Linked DNA regions of Homo sapiens: region 1 is linked to region 2. Evidence: read pairs that join two places in POLR2A ChIA-PET (ENCODE). Cell type or tissue: K562. All regions are shown on one strand. Links, peaks and the distances in the headings refer to the core of each region. The heading gives the core; the rest is flanking DNA.

What was found. ChIA-PET counts read pairs that join two places held together with the same protein. Peaks named below come from ENCODE experiments on the same cell type or tissue, not always from the same donor. Only the 100,000 strongest peaks of a DNase experiment are listed, where the experiment ranks them.
Region 1: POLR2A ChIA-PET joins it to region 2 with 5 read pairs; 1 of 35 experiments calls an interaction of 5 or more read pairs at or near these places.

What each region holds. Positions count from the first base shown.
Region 1 is chr1:52,347,572-52,350,379 of GRCh38, reverse strand. No RefSeq gene overlaps it. Among named protein-coding and RNA genes, the nearest start is that of CC2D1B, 17 kb to the left of the region's middle. RefSeq lists an enhancer at 1-178. In K562, for the core only: a CTCF peak has its summit at 1,543 (motif pointing right); a DNase peak (open chromatin) is centred at 1,516.
Region 2 is chr1:51,324,389-51,327,196 of GRCh38, reverse strand. The region is part of intron 1 of TTC39A (tetratricopeptide repeat domain 39A); the gene reads left to right. Among named protein-coding and RNA genes, the nearest start is that of TTC39A-AS1, 3.9 kb to the left of the region's middle. In K562, for the core only: no CTCF peak of the experiment used is centred there; DNase peaks (open chromatin) are centred at 556, 811 and 1,206.

The DNA of each region.
Region 1 (2,808 bases), core at 12-2,511, 1.0 Mb before region 2:
TTGCACCTGGGTCAGCTCCACAGATGGATTCGTTTCTTCTCTGCCTCAGCTGCCCAGGCTCTAAAATGGCATCATTTCTCCCTACTTCTTAGCCCTTCTGACTACATACAATCCCTGAATTCCCATTGCCATGATTATTATTTTTGCATTATAAAAATAGAAACCGGCCAGGCACGGTGGCTCATGCCTGTAATCCCAGCACTTTGGGAGGCCAAGGTGGGCAGATCACCTGAGGTCAGGAGTTCGAGACCAACTTGACCAATGTGAAACCCCATCTCTTTTAAAAATACAAAATTAGCTGGGCGTGGTGGTGCATGACTGTAATCCCAGATACTGCGCAGGCTGAGGCAGGAGAATCACTTGAACCCGGGAGGCGGTGGTTGCAGTGAGCCGAGATAGTGCCATTGCACTCCAGTCTGGGCAACAAGAGCAAAACTCCGACCTCAAAAAAAAAAAAAATAGAAACATCATTACAAACTTGCTAATTCCAGAAACAATGTTCAGCAGGTTGATTGTTGTTTGAAATGTGTTAAATGCATAAATTATTTCCCAGGTGACCAGTTATCTAGAGGTAAACTTAACTGAAAATCTTGGGCCCACCAGTGCTCAGGAACCACTGTGGCTGGGGGAAGACAAGACGTGGGAATTTACAGAGGCATAATTTCAAATCTGTAGCCCTAGAGTCCAGTAGTTCCTCAGAAGATGTTGATAAAAATACATTGCCTAGCATTTGATAAGCATTTAATAATTTTAAAAAATTTAATAAATTACCAGAATGGCAATTCTATTCCTCTTAAGTATAGAAGGATCGCTGTATCTCAATCTTTAAGTTTACAATCCAGAAGATTTGCCTATTTCGAAATGTGGTTCAGCCCCTTGCTTTATATAATTCTTACAATATACATTGTATAAAAGCAAGGATAAACAAGGAAAACAATTAACTATCATTGGCTATTTTATGCCCAATTCCACAAATGATTTTACTAAACACAGAGGACATTTGATGCAGCTGAGAAAGGATCTGAGGGCCAGAGTTTGTCCTTAGTGGGAGAATTTAAAAGCTTGCACTGAACCAGAATAAATAAGTACAATGGCAAGCAGGAAGATAAACCACAGGAAAACAGGACCAGTCCCTGTAGAAGTTCCAGACTTTTGAGGTATGTTCAGACAAAGCTGGCTATTAGACCAAAAATAAGCTGCCCCTGTTAACAAGTGCTTCCTGTTCTTGTCAGGTTTGGAGGTAGTGGTTACCAGGGCTCGGTCCTGACAAGCTGCTGCTCTGTGGGCCAAGCTTCCCCTTAGAAGCTCTGAGTACCTCTGAGCCTGTGGGAAAGGTCACAGTAAGAGTTCTGTGCAACCACCGTCGGTAAAACCTTTGGAGAGGCAGATGTCGACTATAAGCTCCCACCTCAGAGAGCAGGATGAACCTACCCAGATGTTTCCCAGGCCAGGCCTTTAGGCCTCTGGAAAACAGCTGCTGCCGCAAACACAGCTCCACAGCCTGCTGTTGCCTCGTGCTAAACCCAGCACTAGCCACTGGGGAGCAGCCTGTCGCTGTCCCACAGGCCTGCGCTAGCTTCCAGGGAATTCTTGGAGCTGTACTAATACTGCAGAAAAACTAGTTTAGCCTTGGCTTTCAGAAGATGCCAGTGACAATGGAGTACATTGCCCTAAAGCAGTATTTTCAAAATGTGCATTGTGGAATCCATTTGGTCTAAGATCAAAATAAATTTTTAATGAAACAGAAAAAGGTCAGAGTGCATCACACATATCATGGATAAACCAGATTTTGGTTTCTAATACCACTCCCATTAAAAGAAGCCAGGGCTCCTTGCAGAAATAGCTGATTCCAGGGCTAGGGCAGGATAAGCACAAGATAAGCCTGAAGCATCTTGTTAGGATAGAAATAAAAAAGAAGTACTCAAAAAAAAAAAAAAAAAAAATAGCATATCACCAGGATGTAGGAGCCAGCTTGAAGGGTCTCTTGTCTAGCTAAAGCTGAGACCATTTGTGCACCAAAATAATGAATTGGAACCACTGAAAAAGGCCAGGCTTGGTGGCTCATGCCTGTAATCCCAGCACTTTGGGAGGCCAAGGTGGGGGGTTTGCTTGAGCCCAGAAGTTTGAGGCTGCAGTGAGCTAAGATTGTGCCACTGCACTCCAGCATGGGTGACAGAGTGAGACACTGTTTCAAAACAAAACAAAGCAAAACAACAGTCCATGAGTGTATAATGAAAATTAAATGAATAAATTGGGAAGGAAGGGCTTCTGCTTATAGTAGATTACCAAGTGCAACCTGTAAAGCTGGAGAATGCGCTAGAATTGGAAAATCATTTTGCAAACATAGTAAAAGATCAGTGCAGGTAAGAAACATCAATGCATGCTAATTTAACGGGACACTTTCATAGGCAAGAGATTTGCATGGTCTGAAAGTCTACATATACTGGTTATAAGTTCCAGGTAGGGGGATATACAGAGAAGTTGGACACCTTGACCAAGTGATCAAAATTTACCACTATCAATGAGGGGGCAGATGGATATCAAGTCATTATGGGCAAAAACACATAAACTGATTCTAAATATGAGGAAATATCAAACTGAGTTGTTTTCTGTTAAAAAAAAAAAAACAGGGTGGGGTTGGGGGTGGCTACATTCACCAAAAATATCAATGAGGCTGAGTGCGGTGGCTCACACCTGTAATCCTAGCAGTTTGGGAGGCAGAGGATGGCGGATCACTTGAGATCAGGAGTTGGGAGGCAGAGGATGGCGGATCACTTGAGCTCAGGCCTGGCCAACATGGTGAAACCC
Region 2 (2,808 bases), core at 228-2,727:
GGGATGGAGGTAGGAGGATTTTCTGTTCTCAGTGGGAACTGAGGGTCTCCCAGCTCTACCCAGATCTGCCCATGAGGCACAGAAGCAGCAGTCCAAGCCAACTCTAGTAGAGAAGTGGGAGGGAAGGGGAGAGTGGGGGCGGCTCCAGGCTACCTGACACCCCCTCCCACCCTCTAGCTCCCTTCTCGTTTGGGCCTCAAGTGTGGGTGGGATCTGAATGAGAGAGCCGCCACCACTGTGCCAGAGCTCCTGGCATTGGTCACCAGCTCTGCTCCATCCAGCCCAGCACCTCTTCTCCGCGTCCCTCTCCTCTGTTCCCCAACACACAGTGGAGAGGCCACCATCACCGCAGGAATAGATGTCACCTGGGCCAGGCAAGGTGTCCTTGGAAAAGAAAGGTCTTGGAGACGCAGGGGCAGCCTGTGGAGAAATGGGGGCCTCAGTCTCAGCCAGGTGAGGGGAAAGGTTTGGCGCTGTTGCTTCCACAGAATGCATTTTTGTCTTCTCCCAGGCTCCTGAGAGGAGCCTGACTGCGTTCCTGTCTTCACTGCCTGTCCCTGCCATATCTATCAAAGACAGATAAGGGTGCCTGCTGGCAGGACTGAGTGAAATAATGCAGTCATCAATTTAAATAAGTTGAAGTGGTAATCTCTTTGTGGCGATGGGTGGTTGGTTGTTAATGCTATTATTAAGTCAAATGGGGCGGATGTCTCCAGCCTTCCTGAGCTCTCTAGCCACCGCAGCCTCACCCCTCCATTTAGCTGGCCTTGCAGAGCCTCTGTCTTCCAAGCCCTTCCAGAACGCTTGTACCTCCTAACTGTGGTGTCATGCCTCCAGCCCTGTGTGTGTGCTGTTTCCCCTTCTTAGACTTCTTTCTCCATCTTGTTCTCAGTTTGATGGCATTTTCCTTGATGCCATCCTCCTTCCATGATGCCATCCTCCTTCCGCCCAGCCTCCTCAGTGCCCCAGGCTGAGTTAGAGGTGTCTTCTGGGCCCCTTTGGCCCCCAGTGATTCCCATGATCACAGCCCTGAGCACTGTAGCGGTCACTGCCCTGTCTGCATCTGTCACCTGTAGGCTGTGAGCTCCTGAAGAGGCAGGCCTAGGTCTGTGTCCACTCTGTGTCCCCAGAGCCCAGTCCCACGCATAGCCTAGAGCACGAGATTCGCGGGTGCTTGTGGGAGGGAAGGAGGGAGGAAATCAGCCCAGGGCTCAGCTCGCCCCCAGTCTGGGGGAGGTTACCGCAGACAGCCTCATCCCAGTTAAGCAGAAGAGGTGCCGGGGCTGCCGAGGGAAGGACTGTGCCTGTCTGCACTGACTGTCCATCCGGCCTGGATCTTTCTCTCCAGGTAGACCAAGTAGACAGGACCTTTTCCTCGGTGGGGGATGGAGGTGGTGAGGGGTGTGTGCAGAAATGGGAGGCAGGCTCTTGGCTCAGAAATTGTTTAGAGGTTGGCATAAACCACAACAATGGGCTTGACTTTCTGGGGCTGAGCTGATGGGTACTGGCTCAGGCAGAAACTTGGGTTAGAATGCATGCTTGGATGTGTGACCTTAGCTTGGATGTGTGACCTTAGCCAAGTTACCCGTCCTCTGTGCCTCAGTTTCCCCATCTGCAATAGGTGTGGGGGGGTAATAATCCCATTTCACAGGGCATTTTGAGAGCAGTCAGAGAGAATGCCAGTTAAACACCCAGGCAGTAGATGCTCACTGCTGCCTCATTGATTCATCCAACAGAGATGAATGGCTTGAACACCAGTCACTAGGCTATGCCCTGGGCAGAGACAGACACCATCCCAGCCTCTGAAGAGAGGGGCAGGGACCACATCAGGTGGGGCCTTTTAGGCCATGGAAAGGAACTTGGCCTTTACCCTAAGAGCAATGGGAAGCCAGGGAAAGATTTTAAGTCCAGAAGTGACATTTGTGGTTTTTTTTTTTTTTTTGAGATGGAATTTTGCTCTTGTTGCCCAAGCTGGAATGTAATGGTGCGATCTCTGCTCACCACAACCTCTGCCTCCCATGTTCAAGCGATTCTCTTGCCTCATCCTCCGTAGTAGTTGGGATTACAGGCATATGCCACCACGCCCAGTTAATATTGTATTTTTAGTAGAGGCGGGGTTTCTCCATGTTGGTCAGGCTGGTCTCGAACTCCTGACCTCAGGTGATCCGCCCGCCTCAGCCTCCAAAAATGCTGGGATTACAGGCATGAGCCACCATGCCCAGACAGATGTGGGTTTTAAAGATGTATCTTTGGCAATTATGGGAGAGACAGGTTAGGGGAAATAATGCTTCCAACATTCTCTCTCAAAGAAACTACCTAGAGGTGGGGATGAGTTACAACAAACATCCTTTAAAGTACATTCCTGGCCAGGTGCAGTGGCTCACGCCTGTGATCCCAGCACTTTGGGAGGCTGAGGCGGGTGGATCACCTGAGGTCAAACACCTGAGGAGTTTGATACCAGCCTAGCCAACATGGTGAAACCTCATCTCTACTGAAAATACAAAAAAATTAGTCGGGCATGGTGGTGGGCACCTGTCATCCCAGCTGCTTGGGAGGCTGAGGCAGGAGAATAGCTTGAACCTGGGAGGAGGAGGTTGCTGTGAGCTGAGATCGCACTACTGGTCTCCAGCCCGGGCAACAGAGAGACACCCTCTCCTCAATAAATAAATAAATAAAATAATTCAGTACATTCCTGAACTCCCACAGAAGTAACAGAAACCCCCTCCAGCCAAGCGTGAAGAGAGAACTGAAGTCAGGCTGGCAAACAAGATGAAGCCACAGCAACCTTAGGCTATTTACACATTTCAG